3 separate regions of the Homo sapiens genome follow, and regions 2 and 3 are each linked to region 1. Evidence: chromatin loops called from intact Hi-C (ENCODE). Cell type or tissue: Caco-2. All regions are shown on one strand.

Region 1 (8,000 bases):
CACAGTCAACATTTAATAGTGTTCCGGGCTGGGCATGGTGGCTCATACCTGTAATCCCAGCACTTTGGGAGGCTGAGGCGAGCAGATCACCAGAGGTCAGGAGTTTGAAACCAGCCTGCCAACATGGCGAAACCCCGTCTCTACTAAAAATACAAAAAATTAGCCAGGCGTGGTGGCGGGCACCTGTAATCCCAGCTACTCAGGAGGCTGAGGCAGGAGAATCGCTTGAACCTGGGAGGCAGAGGTTGCAGTGAACCGAGTTCATGCCACTACACTCCAGCCTGGGCAACAAGAGCAAAACTCTGTCTCAAAAAAAAAAAAAAAAAAAAAAAAAAAAAAAAAAGTGTTTCAGGCACTAATGCATCTTCTTTTTTTTTTTTTCTTTTTGAGACATAGTCTCACTCTGTCACCAGGCTGGAGTCAGGATTCAAAACTATGGGACCTTTTTTCAGAATGTTCACTCTGAACCCTATCATCTTTTATAATTATGGAGGTCTACTGGGCATGCTGAGGGACATAGAAATCCCAAAGGGAAGACAAGGCAGAAACACAAATTCAGGACACAGGAGTGTGAAATCTTTTTTTTTTTTTTTGAGTCGGAATTTTGTTCTTGTTGCCCAGGCTGGGGGTGCAATGGCGCAATTTGGCTCACTCCAACCTCCGCCTCCAGGATTCAAGCGATTCTCCTGCCTCAGCCTCCCAAGTAGCTGAGAATACAGGTGTGTGCCACCAACACCTAGCTAATTTTGCATTTTTAGTAGAGATGGGGTTTCACCATGTTGGTCAGGCTGGTCTCGAACTCCTGACCTCAAGTGTTCCACCTGCCTTGGCCTCCAAAGGGCTGGGATTACAGGCGTGAGACACTGTACCCGGCTGGGAGTTTGTTATCTAATGAAGATGGCATTGAACTCTTTTCAATCTACCAGGATATATAGATTACTCTCACTTTTACCCTTGTTAGGGACTTGCCTTGTTTACTGACAAATCACCACTACTACTGATATATTGTGCCGTCTAACTCACATTAGGTGCTCAATATCTGTTGAATGGATGAAGAATGAATACCAGAGTCCTGTAATATTAGACTATGGTCCTTGAGTGACTGCCAGATTTGCTTTCACATTTCTAGGGTCTAGTGTACCTGGCACTCAACAAATGGTCCTTGCACTAAGAGAGAAAACTGCACTGGTGGTTTTACTTTAAAGCGGCTCCTTGTTCAGTGTCCTTATCTTTAAATTGGAAGGTGTTTTGCTTCTGCCCAACCCCCACACACTCTACAGACCTTGTGATGGGTTGAGTTTTTCAAAAGATTCTCACCTGCTTTAACTTCTATGAGCTTAGTTTATATTCACCAGGTGAACTTAAAATTTCAGTTTCTACAGCACTGTCTTTTCCACGTGTATGGCCAGTTCTCATGATGAGTTTACTAAGTGACTTTGGATTCTTTTAGCTATTGCTAATCATCTGCACCTTTCTGTTGTAGTTATTTTAAAGCCCGCCCGCGCGCGCGCGCGCACACACACACACACACACACACACACACACACTCTTGAGTCAGGGTCTCTGTCACCCAGGCTAAAAGCGCTGGGACTACAGACATGAGCCACCGCGTGGGGCCAAAAACATACGGATTTTATTTACTAAACCTGTATTGTGTGCATGACCCAGAATTGTGGGAGTACAGCAATGACTGAGAAAGCCGTGTTTCCCACCTTCGTGGCACATAACAATGTTTCTATGGGTTTTTAAAGGCCCAACAACAGGGATTCAATTATAAAATAAAAATATTTCGGTACAAAACATGATTTAAAAAAAGACAACTATGTCTTCCGAGTGGAGGAGGGAAAGGACAATCAAACCTCGAACAAATCGTTTATCTTGCTAGTCACAGCTTAGCTATGCCTTGTTATTTTCCGGTGATTCCAAACTTCCAGTCCATTCCCTCTGCATGGATCAAAAGTGACAGGAAAGAAAAAAATGTATTTCGGATATGGCAAAAAAGAAAAATGCAAGACAAGCAAACAAAAGTACTGGGACATCGTATGAGAACTAGTTTAATTGACAATGTCTTTAAATGGTACCTATCACTTGACAATGATTCCAACCCACCCGGGCCTGGGCGCCGCGGCTGCCTCCCCACTCCCACGCACACGGGGAGCTCCCCCGGGCTGTACTGCACTAAAGGCACTCAAAATACATCAGCCTTTCCTTACCTCGATTCTTCCACCACATCCAGCATGGAGCTGCTGCTTCCAGAGATGTAGTCGCCTATCTGTGGCAACAATTAGTTTTAAAAATGGAGCCGCATCTCTAATAACAAAAGCCTCCAGCTGTGAAAAGTGGAGCTAAATCTCTCTACCGGGCCGCAGCATCTCTCAAGAACCTTTTCCCCGCAGCACCCGTCAAGGCCCAGGGCCAGCTGGACGCGGCTGCCCTGGGGTGGAGCCGTCCCCGTGGTCCCGGGAGGCTACCGACGAGCCGGGGCCCGGGGCCGGAGGGCGTGCTCCTCCGGGAGGTGCAAAAGTCGGCTTGGGCCCGGAGCTCCCGGGTTTGTTTGGTTTTGTCCGCGCCCTGCCCCCACCCTACCCCCTTCATGCAAAAGGCCAAGGGTTTCCGAGCCACCACTGCCCAGGCCGAGTTCACGCTTGGGGCTCTTCAGCCGCCGTCCAGTGAACAGAGAAAGCAATTGCGCAGAGGCGAGAGCAGGCTGAATGAACGCGGGCTCCAGGGGAAATAATTTTTCCTCCTGGCTTCGCGCGTCAGCACACTGGGGTGCAGCCCTCCCTCACAGAAGACCCCCCCCCCGCACGACCCCCTGTACACCCCCGCGGGGCTGCGCGTTCGTCTGTGCGGCGGGGTTTGGGAATGGAGGCGTGAGGACCGCGCATCGAGGGCTCCACAGGCTGGGCGGGGGGCGTCGTTGGAGGGGGGTAGGGGAGAAATGCGCGCCCACCACCCTCACAGAGGGCGAGGGACCCCCAAAAGCCACTCGCGGACGCCGAGGCAGCGGGAAGGCGCGAGGCGGGGCGGGGGGAGGGGGCGCGGGGGTCCCCGCTGCGGAGGCCAGGGCGGGCGGGAGGGGCAGCACCTGAGGAATCCGCCTCCGGCTGCGGCGGCCGCCGCCTCGCTCCGCCCCGGGGAACTGAGCGCGCGGACCGCGCGCCTGCCAGAGAGACGCCAGCCGCCGGCGGCGCTAGCACCTCGGAGTCGGGCGGCCGGAGCAGCGGAGCGCAGCGCGGCGCAGGGAACGGCACTGGGGGTGGGGAGACCAGCCCGGCCGAGCCGAGGGCCACCCCCTGGTCCTCTGCCCTCGCGCCCCGCTAGGGCCAGGTGAGCGGCCGCGGGGACTCCGGGGCGCGGGCAGGAGGTGAGAGGTCGCGAACCGGGCGCGGGAGCTCGCCTGTGACCGGCAGGAGCTGCCCTTTGGCGGGCTGGACGCCCTGGCCGCGCGGGGAAGCGCCGCAGCGGACTTTTCCGGAGGGATGGGAAGCTCAGCGGGGGTGTGAGCGGAGCGCGTGCGGGTGGCGAGGGAGCGCCAGTGCCAACCTGGGAGCCGTGCCTGCCTTCCCTGCCGCCTCGCGTCGCCCACCGAAGGGACCCGGCCGTGCTGTCCGCGCCCAGAGGCCGAAGGCCTGTCACCGGGCTCTACTCGCTGCCTTTGTGGCGGGAGCGAGACGGCCCGGGGGTGGGACGAGGGAGCTGCGGCGCGCCGAGTAGCGCGGGGTCCCCCGGCGGAGGCGGCGAGGGGGCACCTGGTTCGTCTCCCCGAGCCCAGGGGCAGTGAGGGGGTGCCGGGCAGGCGGGCGGGCGACAGGTAGGGCGCCGCGGAGGTGGCGGGGAGAGGATGGATGGAGTTCAGCCTGGGAAAGTTGAGAACGTCCAGAGGTGGCTGGGCGCTCGCTCGGCGTCTGTGGGTTTTTTTCCTCAACACCAAATGTCACTTCGTCACGAGCGGGCGCGCGTGTCTTCCGGCCAGCATGTCCATTTTTCTGTGCATGGCTGAGGACCACTCTTATTCCGAATGAGACACAAAGAGTTGTGTTGACAGCTGACCCTGACACAAGCAGACAGCGAGTGAGGTGCGCCCTGGCCGGGGAGGGTGAGGGAGACTCGTTAAAGGAAATCCATTCCCGCCGTCCCTCTTCCCAGCTCCATTAAGAGGAAACTCCATGTGGAGATTCAGTGCGTGGGGTTTCTCAGTTACATGAGTCCAAGGAACGTCCCCGAACGCGACTCGTTTGCCCGGAACTGCCGCTGCCTCTAACCGAGGCTGCGGGTCCTGGAGAAACTCCTCAGTCTTGCCCCTTTCTCCGGTGAACGTGACGGTTCCAAGGTCCTTATCCTCCCCACCCACTCCTCTGGCCCCGGCTGAGAGGATAGAAACCACATTTTAATTTCTGCTTTTCACACCGTAAGGTGTTTTTTTCCGCCTCCCCCCGCCTCGAGGCGGGAATCCCTGCTTAAATCACATTTTTAAACCTAGCCGTTTAAATACAGGGAAGAGCTTTCCCACAAAAGGTTTTTGAACTCAGTCCCCCTTAATAAAACCTCTCATTCATCTATATATGTTCTTAGACTTTAAATCCTGGAACTCTGCTTTGAGTGTTGTGACTGTGTTGTTTCTTCTCTTTGCTGAAATTTTCTAGGAGGTTTTGTGAATGATACTGAAAAATTATTTAAAAGAGAAAAAATTAAATTGTTGAAATATTTAGTAATACAGTTACATGCATATAGGTATGTATTTCAAGAGGAAAATGTTTAATGAATGAATATATAAGTAGGGTAAACATTTCAAACAACAGTGAAGAGTATACAGTGTAAATTAAGCCCTCTTTCCTCTCCTCCATACAAGCCTTCATCCTTCTCAGAGGCAGCCACTGTTGTATATTTTTTGTATATCTTTCCGTAAGTCTATTAAAATGGAATTACATTATAGATGATGAAAGGGATTGAATATAAGACTGAACTATATATTCGTGGTGATGACCATTAACTTGATACCCACTCATGATGACATGAGATTATTTAGCCAAATGTGGACAATTATTACCTTGAAGATCAGTTAGAGGGCTAAAAATCTTAGAACAGTATGCAGTGGAAAGCAAAACTATTAAACTAATATCTCCTCCTGCACACACACCAGTTTCCCTACACTGGTTTTTGCAATCTTTATTGAATTTTTCCTCCATTTTGGAATTCTTTATGAAGTAGAGAATGAGAACTGTAGTAGTTTACTTTGTCTACCGCAGTGTGTATCTGAAAACACTGAAAGGGCGTGTGTATACTCCCATTGACATGACATAATATAAAGATGTTAGTGGTAAAGGATAAATACGAAGGCCGAGTTTCAGATGTTTGGTTGCATCTCTTAATTCTAGGCCTGGATTTGCCACAAACCCGCCACACGACGTAACTTTTTTTTGGAAAACTTTGTTTCCCACTCAGTTAGATAAAGGAATTGAACTATGTGATTTTTAAGGGTCCTTCGAACTCCAGAGTTCTACGATTAAAATAGTTGTCCTAAAACTGGCTAAAGATAACCATTGGACTGTGGATGTTAGACAGTGGGGCGACAAAAAACATTCCTGAATGGTGGATTCATGAAGAGGAGGTTAGAGATGTTTAAACTATATCCCTGCTCTTACGAGTTTGATGTCATTGGAGAACAGCTACTCTCCTTACCCACAGAATGTGTGTTTATGTTGCTGATAGAGGCCAAACACCGGGCTGAGGGCCTCTCATGTCACCTTGTGTGGCTAAGGAGAGTGAATTCTCCTCGCAGCCCACAGTGTCATTTTTAGGAAAATTACTCTTACCAAACTCTTCTTTTTGGTAAAGTGGAAATTAACTTTACCTACTTGAAAGAGACTTGACATAATTTAATTTATACTTCTCTGAAGTGTTTAGATTATGAACATCCCTTATAGCTAAGATATTTTAGTTACTTGATAAATATTCACCTAGGGAGTATGTTCTTATTAGGAAACTTCTAATTTGTAAAGTACCTGCAGCCTTTGGGCTAATGATGGGGACAGGAGTTAAGGAGTGATTGTAAGGTTGTGAAAGTAAAAATTAGCTGATTTTAGTGACTGCGTATGGTCTAAATTAAGGGATTTCAAAGGTACACTGTAAGCGATGATTGCAAAAAGTGTTGATGTTAAGATAGAGATCTCATACTGAAAGCTAAAGCTTTCTAAAAGCACCGCTGATGAAACATATGTAATTATTTTGAATAAGTCTAATATAAATTATAAATTCGCTGTAGGAATTGTTTGGGATCCTAAGAATAAGAACTAGAAGAATATATTTGTAAGGGTACTTAGAGTAATATTGATTGATTAATGAAGCTGACAGAAACAAAAGAAAATTCAATACCAGTAGTGAAATTCTTCAAAATGGTAATGGTTTTTATTTTTTCCAGCTCCCTTCCCAATCTTGCCATATGAATGAATATTTTTACAAATGTTTTATATTGCAGATAATTTTCACCCTGTTTTTTATAAACATTTTTTCTATAGCTTACTTCCCATTATTTACAATAATTTTATAAAAGTTTATGCAATGGATGTTCATTATTAACTTAAGCCTTCCTGTTTTTGATTTTGCAGCATAAAAAATGTAATGCCTATTCTTTTTTTGTTTTGTTTTGTTTTGTTTTGTTTTGTTTTGTTTGAGACGAAGTCTTGCTTTGCCACCCAGGCTGGAGTGCAGTGGTGCGATCTCCACTCACTGCAAGCTCCGCCTTCCGGGTTCACGCCATTCTCCTGCCTCAGCCTCCCTAGCAGCTGTGACTACAGGCGCCTGCCACCACGCCTGGCTAATTTTTTGTATTTTTAGTAGAGATGGGGTTTCACTGTGTTGCAGGATGGTCTCGATCTCATCGATCTCGACCTCGTGATCTGCCCGCCTCAGCCTCCCAAAGTGCTGGGATTACAGGCGTGAGCCACCATGCCTGGCCTATAATGCCTATTCTTATACATGTAACTTTATTTCTTTTCTTTTCTTCTTTTTCCCTTAACTTCCTTAGGATCTTTTTTTTCTTGAGGGATAGTATAATGTAGTTGTAAATGGGTGGGTTCTAAAATTAGAGGTTGTGGGTTTAAACCTAGCTCTAGTACTCATTGGCAATATTGGACAAGTAATTTATTTTCTCAGAACTTTAGCTTACTAAGATGTAAAATGGGTTATATTAATAGTTCTTTAAAGTTAAGATAAAAAGCAATAACACATGAAACACATAAATGTTAGCTCTTATTTTTATTAGGAAATTTCTAGATTTACAGTAATTTCCACATTACTTTCTAAAAGGACTATATAAATTTATACTGTCATTAACAATCTATGTGTGTGCTTATGTTATCTTAAAACATATTATTGTTACTAATTTAATCAGTGTAACATTTTATACCTTTCTTTTGCTTTGCATTTCTTTAGTCTTATACAAAGTGAGGGATAGTTTTTTCCGCCATATTGCTATAGTTTTCCAAACTGAGTGATGGAAATTTCATTACCTCAGTCATTTTGAGCTGTACCATAAGCTAGACATATAGGGGTGGTCAGTTACACCACTAATGAATAGTGAACCAAATTTTCCAATAGACTTTTTTCAAACTAATTGTAGTTTTCTTGTATTTTCAGTCTATGGTAATATTTATTAGCTATTATTATTATTTAACTCTTAGAAAAGTAGCTGTTAACTAAGATATAAACGATATTTAAGTGAAAATGCAATCTTCCTTGAAGAGCTGATTTGTGGTTAGTATTGTGATCACAGTTTGCTGGAATTTTACTAGGAATGCTTCTCAAAACTTGAGGAAAAATCAGAGAGAAAATTTATGATCTCCAATCATGTTATCTTTTGGCTACAAATGGATAATGAAGTTATGCCCACTGACTTGAGTTCTTATATAGTCAAGGTAATTTAGACTACAAAAAGCATGCCCTTGTGAGTTCTGGAGTTCCAGCATCCCTGATATTTTTGGCAAATATACACCCAACAT
Region 2 (8,000 bases), 140 kb after region 1:
TGGCGCAATCTCGGCTTACTGCAACCTCCGCCTCCCGGATTCAAGTGATTCTCCTGCCTCAGCCTCCTGAGTAGCTGGGACTACAGGCACATGCCACCATGCCTGGCTAATTTTTGTATTTTAGTAGAGACGGGGTTTCACCATGTTAGCCAGGCTGGTCGCAATCTCCTGACCTCATGTCACCTGCCCCAGCCTCCCAAAGTGCCGGGTTTACAGGCATGAGCCACTATGCCCACCCTATACATGGAAATTTTTATAACCAGCAAGTACTATAGTACTATATAAATATTAGTGATGAGAAGTAAAGGTCATGACTTCAAAGTTTTTTGCCATATACTTAATTGAAGGGTCCCAAATAAGATTGTACTTCAGATGAAGCAAAAGAAATAACAGTGTTTTTCAAATACTAGTAATACATAAATGAATTATTCAAGTTGAAAACGCTCGTCTTGCTTTCAGAAATTTAATTAAATATATAACCATAAAACTTTCATTTTTTTTCCAGAAGAGAGCCTTTTTCCCCCATCTAGAGTAATAGATCTTTGTAAAGAGAAAATTCATTACTTACTCTGAAACCACTGATAGAGTTTCTAGGGAGTTATAGTAGCCTCCTATAAAGGTGATATGGCCACATTGTTAACCAGGTTGGGATTCATGACTGACAGGTCAGTCTTGATTTACTGGTTGGAGAGCCTTGACTTAAGCATTTATTACTGTTATAGATACAAAATCCCTCAAAGGGGCTTTTTGAGTTGGGTTTGGGCTGTGAAGACAAAAAGCACACGTGACATGATAACAAGTAACTTACACAAGCTGTCTTAAGATCTCTGGGTAGTTCATATATTTCACATCTTAACAAGATATATGGACATAGTTTAAATTAGCTCTACCTGTACTTTGAGACATAGAACCTCTAATTATATCAATTTTATCCTTTCTTCTTTTTCTTGGGGATGGGTAGGTGTAGATCATGGGGAATTCATATGCTGGGCAACTGAAATCTGCTCGATTTGAGGAAGCTCTCCACAACTCCATAGAAGCCTCCCTCAGATGTAGTAGTGTGGTACCACGGCCAATTTTTTCCCAGCTATACCTGGACCCTGACCAGCATCCTTTCTCATCTGCAGGTAAGTTTCTCAATCACACACATTTCTGGATTCTTTTTTTTTGTTTTGTTTTTTTGAGATGGAGTCTCCGTCTGTTGCCCAGGCTGGAGTGCAGTGGCGTGATCTCGGCTCACTGCAACGTCTGCCTCCTGGGTTCAAGCAATTCTCCTGCCTCAGCCTCCTGAGTAGCTGGGATTACAGGTGCACGCCACCACTCCTGGCTAATTTTTTTTGTATTTTTATTAAAGACAGGATTTCACCATGTTGGTCAGGCTGGTCTTGAACTCCTGACCTCGTGATCCGCCCGCCTCCGCCTCCCAAAGTGCTGGGATTACAGGCATGAGCCACTGCACCCGGCCACTGGACTCCTTTTTTAAAAAGTGGGATTCTTGTTTTAGAAGTGGGGATTCCAAATCTTGGGACCTCTGAGATAAATTGGCTAAATGTTAGAAAATGCTAGACCTTTTTTCTTCAATTATGTCTTTCAGAACTGTGCATTTTTCCATAAGCATCTTTTTATTAAATCTGCTGTGATTTATTTGCTTACCCAGATGTCAAACCCAAGGTGGAGGATCTGGACAAAGATTTGGTAAACCGCTACACTCAAAATGGAAGTCTGGATTTTTCTAACAATCTAACAGTTAATGAAATGGAAGATGATGAAGACGATGAAGAAATGTCTGATTCAAACAGCCCACCAATTCCCTATTCACAAAAACCTGCCCCAGAAGGATCTTGCACTACAGATGGTGGGTTTCAGTTGTGTTTTCTTTTTGCTATTTTGTCTCTAATATTGTCTGACATATTTCTAATTATTACATGAGGTGCTCAAGGCTGGAAACTAGTAATTATCGTATGGAGAGGAATGAGAAATGATTATGCTCTCATTCACATTATCTCCTGTGACTTCACAACAGATGTCTGTAAGAAAGACAAGTATTATCATCCCATCTTAACAGATAAAGAGACTGAAATTCACAGTTGTTGACTTCCCTGAGATGGTCTGTTTAGAATTGCAGAGGCAATTCTAAACCCAGGTCAAGGCTTTTCCAGTATTCCAAGTACTTTCTGCAAGAATGCTACTATTTTAGGACTTTTTTAGTATTCCCTCTTCGTACTTCTTTCTATTCCCCCCCGCCCCCGGCCCTGCAAACAATCAGAGAGATATTAGAGATTTCATATTTACCGTTTACATTTATTTTGAACACTCATCCGATATAGAGGATTAAAATATTTTATACATATTATAAATGTAAAAATTTATAGAGGATTAAAATGTGTATATTTTGTTAATCCCTTTTTATTTATTAGGGTCAACCTCCTCTTCCACCAAGGCTTCACACTTTACAAGAAAATCCTAGTATAAAGCATTTCCAGTATTTCATGGTTTTGGTGATATCATAACTTAAATTACACTCTCTTCCCTCCATTTAATAGTTTACTGTGCTATTTTCTGACCATCCCAGCCTAATTAGTTCATGAATAATACTTTGTCCCGATTAGCCAGAGTATTGTTCTTATACCCAGAATGACTTGGACCTAGGATGATTTCAGTGCATGAAAATTTTGGAGTGGGGGAAATGGGAGAAGAAGAAAAGGGATATAATTTCAGAACATTCCTCTTACAAAGCTTAAAGTGCAAAGAATTAGAGAAAAACTAGAGGTTCAAATATGGAAAGTCAGAAAGCCCTGCTTGGGAGTTTTATTTTCTCTTGACTTTTTTTTTTTTTTGGACAATGTGATAAACCGTAAAGGAGTCAAAATCCCCTACCTAGGAGATGAGGAAACCTGAATAATTCTGGTAGCTTCTTAAGTGCCCAATTCACTAAAGGTGGCCTCTAGCAATTAGTACTACTGCTCTTTGATTCGGCCCTGCCTGTAGCGCATTATTCCTTATGAATTTGTTTATGATTGCTCAAACTTAATATAATATATATGGATTTATTCATTATTGACATAATACAGGCCTTTAAGCCTGTGGAGGTGTAGGAGGTGACTAGCATTATGTTTCTTCTTACTTGCTTTACGTCCATCTTCATGCCTTTTATTTAATTGAGCTGTCAACTCATTTATCAGGTAACAAAATGGAAGGTGAAATAGTGCTTAAAACGTTGTTGGATTCCCATTGAGAATCTTGTTATGTGTGAGAGTTACATAGAGTAAAAGCTTTAGAGGATAATTTTCAAATATCTAATTTTATACCAAAACATGGGAGAGAGGTTTCCATTCTTCCTGTGCCCTAGGTATGTTTTTAGTTTGCCTTACAGGGTATCTGACACTGGTGTTTTTTATAAGCAGGTATGGAGAGCTGTTTAGTACCCACCAAGGTATAATAAACTTAGTGATCTAGAGATAGCCAGTATTTCTTAAACTTTAAAACATGAGAATATGAGAGTGTATGGGAAGGGTAATATCATTTTAAAGATAAAGGAGGTGCAGTTTTTTTAACTGTCTCACTCAAGTTCAAGATTTATATTCCAAAACAATTCAAAAACACTAGTCCTACACTTAGATTCCTGTATCAGCTACTTTTGGTTCTTATAATTAATGTCCATTTTTTTCCCGTTTTAATTCACCTTGGGGGAAGGCATTTAAAACACAAAGTTTATAATTAATTTGGTAGTTTATAGTTTGTAGATACCTTTTTTTTTATTTGAGACGGAGTCTCACTGTGTTGCCCAGGCTGGAGTGCAGTGGCGCGACCTCAGCTCACTGCAGCCTCCACCTCCCGGGTTCAAGCAGTTCTCTGCCTCAGCCTCACAAGTAGCTGGGATAACAGGTGCCCGCCACCACGCCTGGCTAATTTTTGTATTTTTAGTAGAGATGGGGTTTCACCATCTTGACCAGGCTGGTCTTGAACTCCTGACCTCATGATCCACCCTCCTCGGCTCCCAAAGTGCTGGGATTATAGGCGTGAGCCACTGTGCCTGGCCAGTAGCTTTTTTTTTTTTTTTTTTTGAGTCCTCAGCCTCCTGAGTAGCTGGGACTACAGGCGCCCGCTAACATGCCTGGCTTCTTTTTTATGTATTTTTAGTAGAGACAGGATTCCACCGTGTTAGCCAGGATGGTCTAGATCTCCTGACTTCGTGATCCGCCTGCCTCGGCCTCCCAAAGTGCTAGGATTACAGGCGTGAGCCACCACGCCCAGCCAGTAGCTCTTTCAATTGAACTCATTCTAAGATAGTTTTAAGAGCCTTCTTACTCAAAGGGAGAACAGTTCTGAAATTTTCCTTATGAAAATGGCAGTGAAATAGGGCAATATACTGCCTGAACCTAAATAAGCATACCACCTTCCCTTCATGGGAAATCCTCTATTTACTTAAGGCTCAAAGAAAGGTAAAGCTATTTTTAGAGGCAATTTAGATAAGCAAATACTTAACACCTGATGGGCTGCTGGGGTTTACCATTCAGATGTAAATTTTGGTTGCTAATTTCTTATGTAAATTATCGGAGTAGTGTAGGTTCCTACCCTGCTGGGAGGCAGTTGATTGTCCAGAGGGGTAAAGGACAACCAAATTTTAGGCCTCCAAATACTGCTTTGATTACTCTAGTTTGTGTTTATAGCTGGTTCTGTAAAGTTTTCCCTGCCCTCTTTTAGTTTACTCTGTAACCTTCAAGTTGGAGATAATTGGAGAATGCTAATCTGTTTCTGTGAAGTGAAATCTTTGGCTGTTTTCTTAAGGAAATGCAGATGAAGTTTATAAAGAAGACCTGTCTACTATTATTCCTTTTTAAAAAAATTAAAATCATTTGCTCTGGTTTTAGAGCAACATTTCAGTGTTATCTTCAGAAAATGAAATTATTTCAGGGGCAGATTTGTCAAAAAAATTATTTGTATGCCTGTTATCACTAACTTACGTTTCTTTGCTTGTAGAGTATGAACAGGCTTAGATCCTCCCTTAGGATACTCTTAACCAGATCTTCTCGTAGCCTCTAAAAGAAAGATCACATCAGTCCTTCAGAATTATTTAGATGTAATTCAGAATTACCCTGTTGGGGAGTCCTAAGGTTTTGTTTTGTTTTTTCATTTAGTTCAAGGTTTTAACTGAGATTTAATATTTGATGTTTATTAGACTATTAATCAGACATATTTCTAGTAGTGGGAAAATAGAACTACCTATCACACTGGATATTGGGATCCTATGTCTTGAGATAGAATGTTTCATAGATTTTGTTTTTAGCTATCCACTCTTTTTTACAGACATACACAGCTTATTTTCCATCTGAAAAAACTAAATTAAATATTGCTGTTTGCATAATGTTTTTACTCTCGTAGGGATCCCTCATGATATATTTTGTATATCATTAGCTGATCTGAATCCCAGCAATGAGGATTTGGAGGAAATAGTAAATAGATACATACTTTACAGAAATAGACCAGACCCTTGGCAGGCGAACTTATTCTTAGAATAACTACAAACTGAATTCATAAACTTTTGCTTGACTTAATGAGCATTTTTGGCATGGAGTTGATTTCTTCTGGACCCTGTTCCTAGACACAGCCCTGCTGTGCCTTTCTTTCCTATTCTCTTCTTAATTAAATTGCCTGTGTGGCTTGTATTGGCAAATAGCTACATGGTAAAAGATAAAATAGAACTATTTTATTTTATTTTTGAAGAACAGCTTTAAATTTGTGAAAATTAAGAAAATAGTACAGTTTCCATATATCCCCACACAGTTTGCCCTATTATTAATATCTTAGTATAGGACATTTGCTACAAGTAATGAACCAATATTGATACATTTTTATTAATTTTAATAACAACTAAAGTCCACAGTTTATTTGAGTTCCTTGGTTTTTTCCTAATATCCTTTTCCTGTTCCAGTATCCCATCCAGGATACGGCATCAGATTTAATTGTTATGTCTCCTTAGGTTCCTTTTTTTTTTTTTTTTTTTTTTTTTTGAGACTGAATCTTGCTCTATCGCCCAGGCTGGAGTGCAGTGGTGGTGCGATCTCGGCTCACTGCAAGCTCCGCCTCCCGGGTTCACACCATTCTCCTGCCTCAGCCTCCCGAGTAGCTGGGACTACAGGCTCCCATCACCACGCCCCGCTAATTTTTTGTATTTTTAGTAGAGATGGGGTTTCACCGGTTCCTTTTGACTGTGACAGTTTCTCAGACTTTCCTTGTTTTTGATGACCTTGGCCGTTTGGGGAGTATTAGGCATATTGTAGGAGACCCCCCTATTGGAATTCATTTGATGTTTTTCTCCTTATTAGATTGAGGTTATGGGATCTGGGGAGGAAGATCACAGAGGTAAATTTTTATCTTATTCTTTCAAGGGTACATACTATCAACATGATTTAACACTATTGCTGTTGACCTTGGTCACCTGGCTGAGGGGCTGAAGGAGTGTTATCCCCACTCTCCTTCCACTACATACTGTGGAAGGAATCCCCAGATCACACTGAAGGAGCAGGGAGTTATACTCCACATCCTTGAGGGCAGGCTACGTAAATTATTTGAAATTCTACTGCCTGGGAATTCATCTCTTCTCTCCCATTTATTGATGGGTTCATTCGTTTATTTATGTCATTATGGCCATAAATACCTACATTTATTTTATGTTTATAATCCAATACTAATTTATTTTGTTGCTCAAATTGTTCAGTTTTGGACATTGGGATCTCAGTTGGTTCTCGTGCCACTTTTACAAACCCCCATCATTATGGGGTGGGTTTTTTTTTTTTTTTTTTCATCAAATAGGAATTTTCTCTTTTCACGGGCACAGGAACCTCTTGACTTTTTTTTTTTTAAGGGAAGGAGGTTAGGCACACACCTCTCATAGAATACAGTAATTGTTTAATAATTATTGCTTTTCTCCTCTAGGTGTCCTCATAAATGGGAAAACCCTCAAAGATTGTAATACTAAAAACTATTTGTGTGGATTGTGTAGTTTTCATTTTGCCACAGAAATTGCTCTGAAATAATCTCTCTTCCCTAGAAAATCCTGCTTTCTTCAGGCCTTCTCAACACTAACTGTGCCTTCTCTACTCTATACCTCTTTAGCCCAGAAACAAAATTGTAACTTTTCCCTCTTAGTCTCCCTTTTGCAATGTATTGCTTGAGAAAGCTCAGCAGAAATGTCAGTCTGTGAGCATGAATTACTTTTGCGGCTTGCCAAAACTTGAATTTTAAGGACTCATTAACAAGTATGAAATAGGTGAATGCCGACACAGTCAATGGCTGGCAGGGGCTGGTGTATCAAATGATGCTCAGAAATCAATCTGAAAAGGCCACAGGGAAGTCAAGTGATAGGACCCAACAAAAATAGGCAAGGATGAAGTTATAGGAGAGCTCTCCATCAGACTAGAGGAAGGTGAAACAGTATACAGTCATGTGCCAAATAACACCATTTCGGTCAATGACTGACTGCATATATGACATTGGTCCTGTAGGTTCCAAAACTGAAAAATGTCTGTTGCCTGATGACACTGTAGCCATTGTAAAGTAGTGCAATGCATTACTCATGTGTTTGTGGTGATGCTGATGTAAAGAAACCTACTGCACTGCCAGTCATATAAAAGTATAGCACATACAATTAGGTACACCACATGATACTAGGTAATAAATGTTATTTTTTATTACCTAGTTATTTTATTATCTATGTTATTTCAGAGTGCACTCCTTCTACTTATTAAAAAAAAAAAGTTTACTGTAAAACAGCCTCAGGCAGGTCCTTTAGGAGGTATTCCAGAAGATGGCATTATTATCATAGGAGATGACCCTCCAAGCATGTTTTTGCCCTGAAGACCTTCCAGTAGGACAAGATATGGAGGTGGAAGAGTGATATTGATGATTCTGACCCTGTGTAGGCCTAGGCTAATGTGTGTGTTTGTGCCTTAGTTTTTAACAAAAAAGTTTGTTTGTTTGTTTGTTTTTGTTTTTGTTTT
Region 3 (8,000 bases), 52 kb before region 1:
GCCAGGCTGGCCTCGAACTCCTGGCCTCAAGTAATCCACTTACCTCAGTCTCCCAAAATGCTGGGATCACAGGCATAAGCCACCACACCTGGCCTACTAGCTGGCAATTATTGAAGTTAGGACTCTCCTACAGACTGAGAGACAGGTCCTATCCTTCCTGGTGGTTACATTTCAAAAGAATGGCTTTCAGGTCCCTGAGAATGGCATGCCTAGTTTATATGAGATATGTATATATACCATCGGTATCCATGGGGGATTGATTCCAGGACCCCCAAAGGTACTAAAATTCCCAGATGCACCAATCCTTGATATAAAATAGTGTAGTATTTGCATATAACTTACATGTGTCCTCTCGTATACTTTAAATAATCTTTGATTACTTATAATATCTAATATAATATAAAGCTATATAAATAATTGTTATTCTGTATTGTTTAGGGAATGCTGACAAGAAAAAAGTCTGTACATGTTCAGTACAATGCAATTTTTTTCCAAGTATTTTTGATCCACAGTTGATTGAATCCAACAGATACAAAACACTGGCTCTATAACCCAAAGTGACGGAGAAAGGATTTACAAATGTAAGCTTCTTTCAACTAAATTCTCTAAGAAAGAAGGAGTCAGGGCCTATTGTCAGGTGTTGGCTAGAACAAACTGAGCTTGAGCTTTCACAGACAGGAACTCAAAGGGAGCGAGGTTGTCCCAGGATGCAGCTTTAGGCAGCCAGAAGCCACGCTGGAGTTGGCCAGGTCTCTTAGAGCTCATGTTCTGCCAAGAGTTATTTTGTAGTTCTCAGAATGTAGCCGCAAGATAAATATCATAAGTTCAGTCACTGGGTCAAATTGCCCTCCTTAGAGAGGACATCAATTTATGTTCCTACCCAGAATGTATAAAAATGCCTGTTTCTGCAGGGTGTGGTGGCTGATGCCTGAAATTCCAGCATTCTGGGAAGCCAAGGCAGGAGGATCACCTGAGATCAGGAGTTTAAGACCAGCCTGGCCAACATGGTGAAACCCCATCTCTACTAAAAATACAAAAATTAGCTGGGCATGGTGGTGCACACCTGTAATCCCAGCTACTCAGGAGGCTGTCAGGAGAATTGCTTGAACCTAGGAGGCAGGGGTTGTAGTGAGTGAAAATGGCATCACTGCACTCCAGCCTGGGCGACAGAGCGAGACTCCATCTCAAAAAACAAACAAACAAACAAACCAAAAAAACCTGTTTCCTCACTTTTCCTCATTCCCAGCTAACACCAAGTGTTTTCACTTTTTATCATGATGAATATAACAGATAAAACACATTTCACTGTAGTTTCAATTTCACTTACATTATTGTCATTGAGATCTTTTCATATAATTAAGTTTATTTGTATTTTCTTTCTTTCTTTTTTTTTTTTTTTTGAGACAGAGTCTCGCTCTGTCACCCAGGCTGGAGTGCAGTGGTGGCATGATCTCGGCTCACTGCAACCTCCACCTCCCGGGTTCTAAGGGATTCTCCTGACTCAGCCTTCTGAGCAGCTGGGATTACAGGCACGTGCCACCACGCCAGGCTAATTTTGTATTTTTAGTAGAGACAGGGTTTCACCAGGTTGGTCAGGCTGGTCTCGAACTCTTGACCTCAGGTAATCTGCCCACCTCGGCCTCCCAAAGTGTTGGGATTACGAGCGTGAACCATCGCACCCCGCCCCACTGTAGCTTTAAACAAAGTCTTGAAATAAGGTAGTGTACATCTTCCAGCTTTGCTTTGATTTTTCAAGATTGTTTTGGTTCTTGTTGGTCTTTGGCATTTCCATAAAATTTTTAGAGTCAATGTGTCAATTTCTAAAAAAAAAAGTTCTATTTGAATTTTGGTTGGAATTGCGTTGAATCTACAGATCACTTTTGGAAGACTATTAATCTTAACAATATTGTGTCTTCTAATCCATGATTTTGATATAGCTCTCCATTCACTGATGTTTTATTTAATACCTCTTTCAATGTTTTATATTTTTTTAGTGTAGAGATCTTGCGTAATTTTTATACATTTACATTTCAGTGATTTACATTTTTTATGTGATTGTAAATGGCATTTTAAATGTTAATTTTTAATTATTTACCAGTTAGCAGAAATATAATTGAATTTTGTGTCTTGACCTTGTACTTTTGACCTTGTACTAATTCACTTAATACACCTAGTGTTCTTTGGGCATTCGTTCTGATGTTTCTGTAGAAACAGTCATGTCACCTGTGGATAAAGACAACTTTACTTCTTTTCTATTCTTTAATTTCATTGTGTTCAAGGAACATAGTAAAATTTCAATATTTTGGAAATTTTGCGAGATGTGTTTTGTGTCTTAACACATGATTCATGTTGATGCATGTTCCAGATACACTTTAAAGATGTTTTTCCATTTTTTTCTGGCATCCACTGTTTCTCAGGAAAAAATTATCCATCACTTATGTCACTGTTTTTCTTTATGTAATGTCATTCTCCAGCTACTTTCAATATAATCTCTTTACTTCAGTTTTTGGTAGTTGCACTACGATGTGTCCAGTTATGATTTTCTTGTACTTATCTTGCTGGCATTTGTTGAGCTTCTTGATATGTAAGTAGATTATTTCCACCAAATTTGGGGGAATTTCAATTATTTTTTTCTTCAGCTCTTTTTTTGTTCCATTCTCTTTCCCTTCTCATTCTGGGACTGAAATTATACTTATGTTAGACAACTTATACTTATACTTATGTTAGTCAGGCTTTGTGTCCGCACCCAAATCTCATTTTGAATTATAATCCCCATAATCCCCACATGTCAAGGGAGAGACCAGGTAGAGGTAATTGGATCATGGGGGCGGTTTCCTCCATGCTGTTCTTCTGATACTGAGTTCTCACAAGTCTGATGGTTTTATAAGTGTTTGGCAGTTCATCCTGCATCATTCTCTCTCCTGCCACCTTGTGAAGAAGGTCCCTGCCTCCCCTTCACCTTCCACCATGATTGGAAGTTTCCTGAGGCCCCCCTAGCCATGGAGAACTGTGAGTCAATTACACCTCTTTCCTTTATACATTACCCAGTTTCGGGAAGTTCTGTAGAGCAGTGTGAAAATAGACTAACACAGATCATTTAAAATATCCCACACATCACTGAGGCTCTGCTCATTATTGTTCATCTTTGCTCCCCTTCATTTTCAAAATGCATAATTTCTAATGGTCCTTCTCCAAGTTCATGGACTATAGTGGTCATGAGAATGACCAAGCCTGTAGCTACGGGAAGCATAATTGACTGAGGGTCCGAGCTGCCACGCTCTGAAATTCATCACTATGTTTGTGCTGAGGACGCACTTCCCACAGGCTGCACCCACTCAAACACTGAGTATGGCAAACGTTTAAGGGCCCCTCTAATGGCTGACTTTGGCTCAAGTACTCCCCAGTGGCCTTGCTGAATTTTCCCTGGATTTCAAGACAGTCTAGGAAGCTTCCACCTAACCTTCCTTCCCTCTCCCCTTCACTCCAGGACAGACTTGGAGGTTCCCACAGCCTTCCCCAGTTCCCTTCCCCCTCATTTTCTATAACGATAATTTCCCTGAATAAAAGCCTTTCATGTTTAATCCAGTCTTAGCATTTGCTCTGAAGGGACACCTGAATAAAATAAGTTAAATCATGGGCGGATTGACAAAACACGCAGTGAGGTGAGGCTCTGGGGTTGACTCACCCACTACCTGGCAGGCACACAGGATGCTATTCTGTTGGCAAGTGGAGCAAAGAGAGCCCCTGGAAAAAGACAGCAGCTCTATTGTGGAATATTTCACTGGTGGTGAACTGAGAAACTGTATCAGTGGAGAGCAATATTGTAAAAAGTAAGTTAACAGAGATTTTGAGGCCAGGCACAGTGGGTCACGCCTGTAATCCCAGCACTTTGGGAGGCCAAGGCAGGTGGATCGCTTGAGGCCATGAGTTCAAGACCAGGCTGGCCAATATGGTGAAACCCCATCTCTACTAAAAATACAAAAATTAGCCAGGCATGGTGGCGCACACCTGCAATCCCAGCTACTCAGGAGGCTGAGGCAGAAGAATCACTTGAACCCGAAAAGCGGAGCTTTCAGTGAGCTGAGATAGGGCCACTTCACTCCAGGTTGGGCGTGAGTGAGACTCCATCTCAAACAAACAAACAAAAAAACAGAGACTTTTGAAAAATATGGGGAAACAATACCTACAAAGTCAGTGGAGTTGGCTGGTTATTGCTAAATTGCATTGACATTCTGCAGAAGGATAATGAGGGATTGACGACTATTAGCAAAAATTTAGAGACAAGCCACAGATCTTCAGTGAGAGCTTACAAAGAAGCCCTTATTTCTACAGAGGAATGGTAGGCCCAGCTGAGTGACAGGCTAAAGACCTCATTGTTAGAGTTGTAGAGCTCCGAAGACATTTGAATGCTCAACCAAGGCAGGATTGTTATGTGAAGGACAGAGGACTGGTGGACAAATCTGTGATCCAGTCAGATGGGATGAAGAGGAGGGATAGGATGAGTTCCAACTGTGGCCCCCGAGAGCAACTATGGTAACAGGGGCTATTGTCTATCACACTAACTTCTCTCTTCTGAGTTTCCCCTCAGGAAGAAAGGCTGGCAGGAGCTATAAAGGAGTTGCTCCTCGCACTTATGTAGAAACATGACTTTGTGGAGCAGAAGTGGTCAATGGCAGCAGCCACAAGAATATACCTCTCAGATCTCCAGTTTCAGGGACTATAATTGCTCACAGGCCATAGCTACTGTGCTCTGAAATCTATTGCTGCATTTGCATCTGGAGTATGCTTGACATGAATGACGGTGGCAGGGAGCTAAGGGAAGCCTGCTCCTGGGAGACACTGGAGCCCTCTGCTGGCTGGCTTTGACTCAAGGACTCTCCGTTGTCTTTCCAAACCTCTCTTCACTTGGGGTCAGACTTGCGTTACAATCTGATGGTTGTCCCAATCTTCTCCAGCTCTGTCTCCATTTTCTCTCGCAAGTGTTTCCACTAATAAAATCCTTGCAGTTTTGATATGAAAAAATGCTCAACATCACTAATTATCAGGGAGAGGCAAATTAAAACCACAATGAGACACCACCTTACTCCTGCAAGAACGGCCATAATTAAAAATAAAAAAAAAAATGTTGGTATGGATGTGGTGAAAAGGGAACACTTTTACACTGCTGGTGGGAATATAAACTAGCACAACCATCATGGAAAACAGTATGGAGATTCCTTAAAGAACTAAAAGTAGATCTACCATTTGATCCAGGCCGGGCGCGGTAGCTCACACCTGTAGTCCCAGCACTTTGGGAGGCCAAGGCAGGTAGATCACTTGAGATCAGGAGTTCGAGTCCAGCCTGGCCAACATGGTGAAACCCCGTCTCTACTAAAAATACAAAAATTAGCCAGGTGTGGTTGTGGGCACTTGTAGTTTCTACAAGTTGTAGCTACTTGGGAGGCTGAGGTAGGACAATTGCTGGAACCCAGAGGGCAGAGGTTGCAGTGAGCCTAGATCATGCCACTGCACTTCAGCCTGGATGACAGAGTGAGACTCTGTTGAAAAAAAAAAAAAAGAATTACCATTTGATCCAGCAATCCCACTACTGGGTACCTATCCAGAGGAAAAGAAGTCATTATATGAAAAAGACACTTGCAGATGCATGTTTATAGCAGCACAATTCGCAATTGCAAAAATATGGAACCAGCCTAAGTGTCCATCAACCAACAAGTGGATAAAATGTGGTATATATACACTGTGAAGTACTACTCAGCCGTAAAAAGGAATAAAATAATGACATTTGCAGCAACCTGGATGGAGTTGGAGACCATTATTTGGAGACCATTATTCTAAGTGAAGTAACTCAGGAACGGAAAAACAAATATTGTATGTTCTCACTTATAAGTAGGAGCTAAACTATGAGGACACAAATGCATAAGAATTATATAATGGACTTTGGAGGCTTGGTAAGAAGGGAGAGAGGGGGTGAGGGATAAAAGACTGTACATTGGTACAGCGTATGTGCTTGGGTGACAGGTGCACCAAAATCTCAGAAATTACCACTATAGAACTTATCCATGTAACAAGAAAACCACCTGTTCCCCAAAAACTATTGCAATAAAAAGAAATCCTTGCATGTTTGGTTTCTTCTTGGTGTCTACTTCTCAGAAAACTCAGATTAACACACTGACCCTTTCTTCTGCCATCCCCAATCACTATTAAGCCCAGCCAGTGAATGTTTTTATTTCAGAAATTGTACTTTTCAGTTGTTGAATATCCGTTTGGCTCTTTTTTTATAGTTTCCATTTCTCTGTTGACATTTCCCATATATTATTCAATAATTATTGTGGTACTTTTCATCAGTACTCTAGGGGAGGAAAAACAGCCCAATTTATTATCTAGACAAGCAAACGTTTTATCTAAAATACAACTGGAAAAGAGCAAAGATGTCAAATGTCCTTGACTTTAAGAACTTCCAGATTTAAATTTGTTCTTTAATTCTAAGGAAATACTATTGAATATAATAGTCACATCTCATCTTAATTGACCAGGAATTTATGTCACAATGTTTTAGAAAGGATACCATCTTTTCTGGGATAAAAAATTGTCAAGTTATTGTACTAAAATTATATAATATGTCAGTTAACATTAGGGGAAGCTGGATGAAGGATATGAGCAACTCTTCGAACTATTTTGCAACTTTAGCTCCTATCCTTTGCTGAAAGGGTCCTGATTAATATAGTTCATAAATAGAAAATGTATTCATTGAATATTTGTATAGATAGACCTCAACAGGGAACTTCTGAAACACTGATCCTCATCAGTGAATTATAATTTGAGATTAAAGAAATTATCTCCTTTCTTTCTAATATATTCTGAACATATCCAAATTCAAATCATTCTTTTAAACTAAGCATTAGTAATGTCTTTTCTATCCAGGCTCTTATTTTATACTATATATATTTCCTGAGTGATCTTGTTCACATTGTTTCAGCAACCACCACTGTGCTGATGAAAATGAATTTATATCTTCTACTTAACCTTCTCCTCAAAGCTTTAAGAACCAGATATTCAATTGCCTGTTAGCATCAACACATCACTATTTCCCATGCAGCTCAAGGTTAACTTGTCAACATGAAATTAATCATCTTTCCCACTAACTTTACTCTTTTAAATAGAATTTTAAAATGTTAATTGATAAAAATATAATCTATCTGAACTCTAAAAGATGACATCCAGCCATCAAACCTAATTATTTATCTTTTCTTCCAATTATTTGAGTCATCCTTTTTTCCTGCTTACTACTACCATCATCTACTATAATTACATCATAATTTTAGTCTCAATTCCCACCCTAATACATCCCCCATATGGTGCCAGGGTTGTATCTGAATTGCAAGGCTGTTTCTCTGTTTTCTATCTTTATCTTTATTTTTTTTTTTAGAGACAGGGTCTTGCTCTGTCACCCAAGCTGAAGTGCAGTGACATGACCATAGCTTACTGCAGCCTCAAGCTTCTGGGCTCAAGCCATCCTCCTGCCTCAGCCTTCCGAGTAGCTAGTACTACAGGGGTGGGCCACCATGAAAGGCTGTCTCTTGAGTGGCTTCCCATTGCATAGAAAATACAAACTCTCTTTGATCTCAGCTTTGCTCCCGTCTCTAGCCTTCCTTCCAGGCACTCACTTTCCACTGCTTTATCTCAAGCAGTTAAACTTGCCCACAAAATTATGTTGTTCTTTGATTTCCCACCTTGACTCATGTCTTAGACATCAGTGCTCTTCCTGCCCTTGTCACCTGTGACTGTTCCTCCTTTATCAGCTCAGGAGGTAGCTACTTCATGATGCAACTTCTTAATTTCTAAATTCAGATCTGGTGCCCCTCTCTGAGCTCTCAGGAATCATGTCCCTATTTTCAATTGCTGTGGCTATCACAGTGGTCTTTTTCCTTTGTCTCCCCTCATTTGTTTTTCTGCTGTAATTGAGAAAATAGTAGTCCAAGTTACAGATACTCCTAATGAAC

The links. A loop is a pair of places that touch in the nucleus more often than their neighbours do. Peaks named below come from ENCODE experiments on the same cell type or tissue, not always from the same donor. Only the 100,000 strongest peaks of a DNase experiment are listed, where the experiment ranks them.
Region 2: a loop joins it to region 1, with 4 times the contacts of the local background. A loop is called at or near these places in 10 of 110 quality-filtered maps.
Region 3: it touches region 1 in a loop (2.6-fold over the local background); 12 of 110 quality-filtered maps call a loop at or near these places.

Annotation. Positions count from the first base shown.
Region 1 is chr18:21,239,064-21,247,063 of GRCh38, forward strand. It overlaps GREB1L (GREB1 like retinoic acid receptor coactivator), which reads left to right and starts at 3,169. Exons shown (of 33, transcript NM_001142966.3): 1 at 3,169-3,330. GREB1L-DT (GREB1L divergent transcript) reads right to left here and starts at 3,665. Exons shown (of 3, transcript NR_183513.1): 1 at 3,547-3,665; 2 at 2,214-2,272; 3 at 1,612-1,944. In Caco-2, a CTCF peak has its summit at 3,213; DNase peaks (open chromatin) are centred at 2,608 and 3,218; H3K4me3 peaks cover 3,636 bases.
Region 2 is chr18:21,382,549-21,390,548 of GRCh38, forward strand. It overlaps GREB1L (GREB1 like retinoic acid receptor coactivator), which reads left to right. Exons shown (of 33, transcript NM_001142966.3): 3 at 962-1,127; 4 at 1,658-1,855. The coding sequence starts at 971. It overlaps GREB1L-AS1 (GREB1L antisense RNA 1), which reads right to left. Exons shown (of 4, transcript NR_187982.1): 3 at 4,965-5,039. Among named protein-coding and RNA genes, the nearest start is that of GREB1L-AS1, 64 kb to the right of the region's middle. RefSeq lists an enhancer at 4,208-5,008. In Caco-2, no CTCF peak of the experiment used is centred here; no DNase peak of the experiment used is centred here.
Region 3 is chr18:21,187,355-21,195,354 of GRCh38, forward strand. No RefSeq gene overlaps it. Among named protein-coding and RNA genes, the nearest start is that of GREB1L, 51 kb to the right of the region's middle. In Caco-2, a CTCF peak has its summit at 4,888 (motif pointing left); a DNase peak (open chromatin) is centred at 4,827.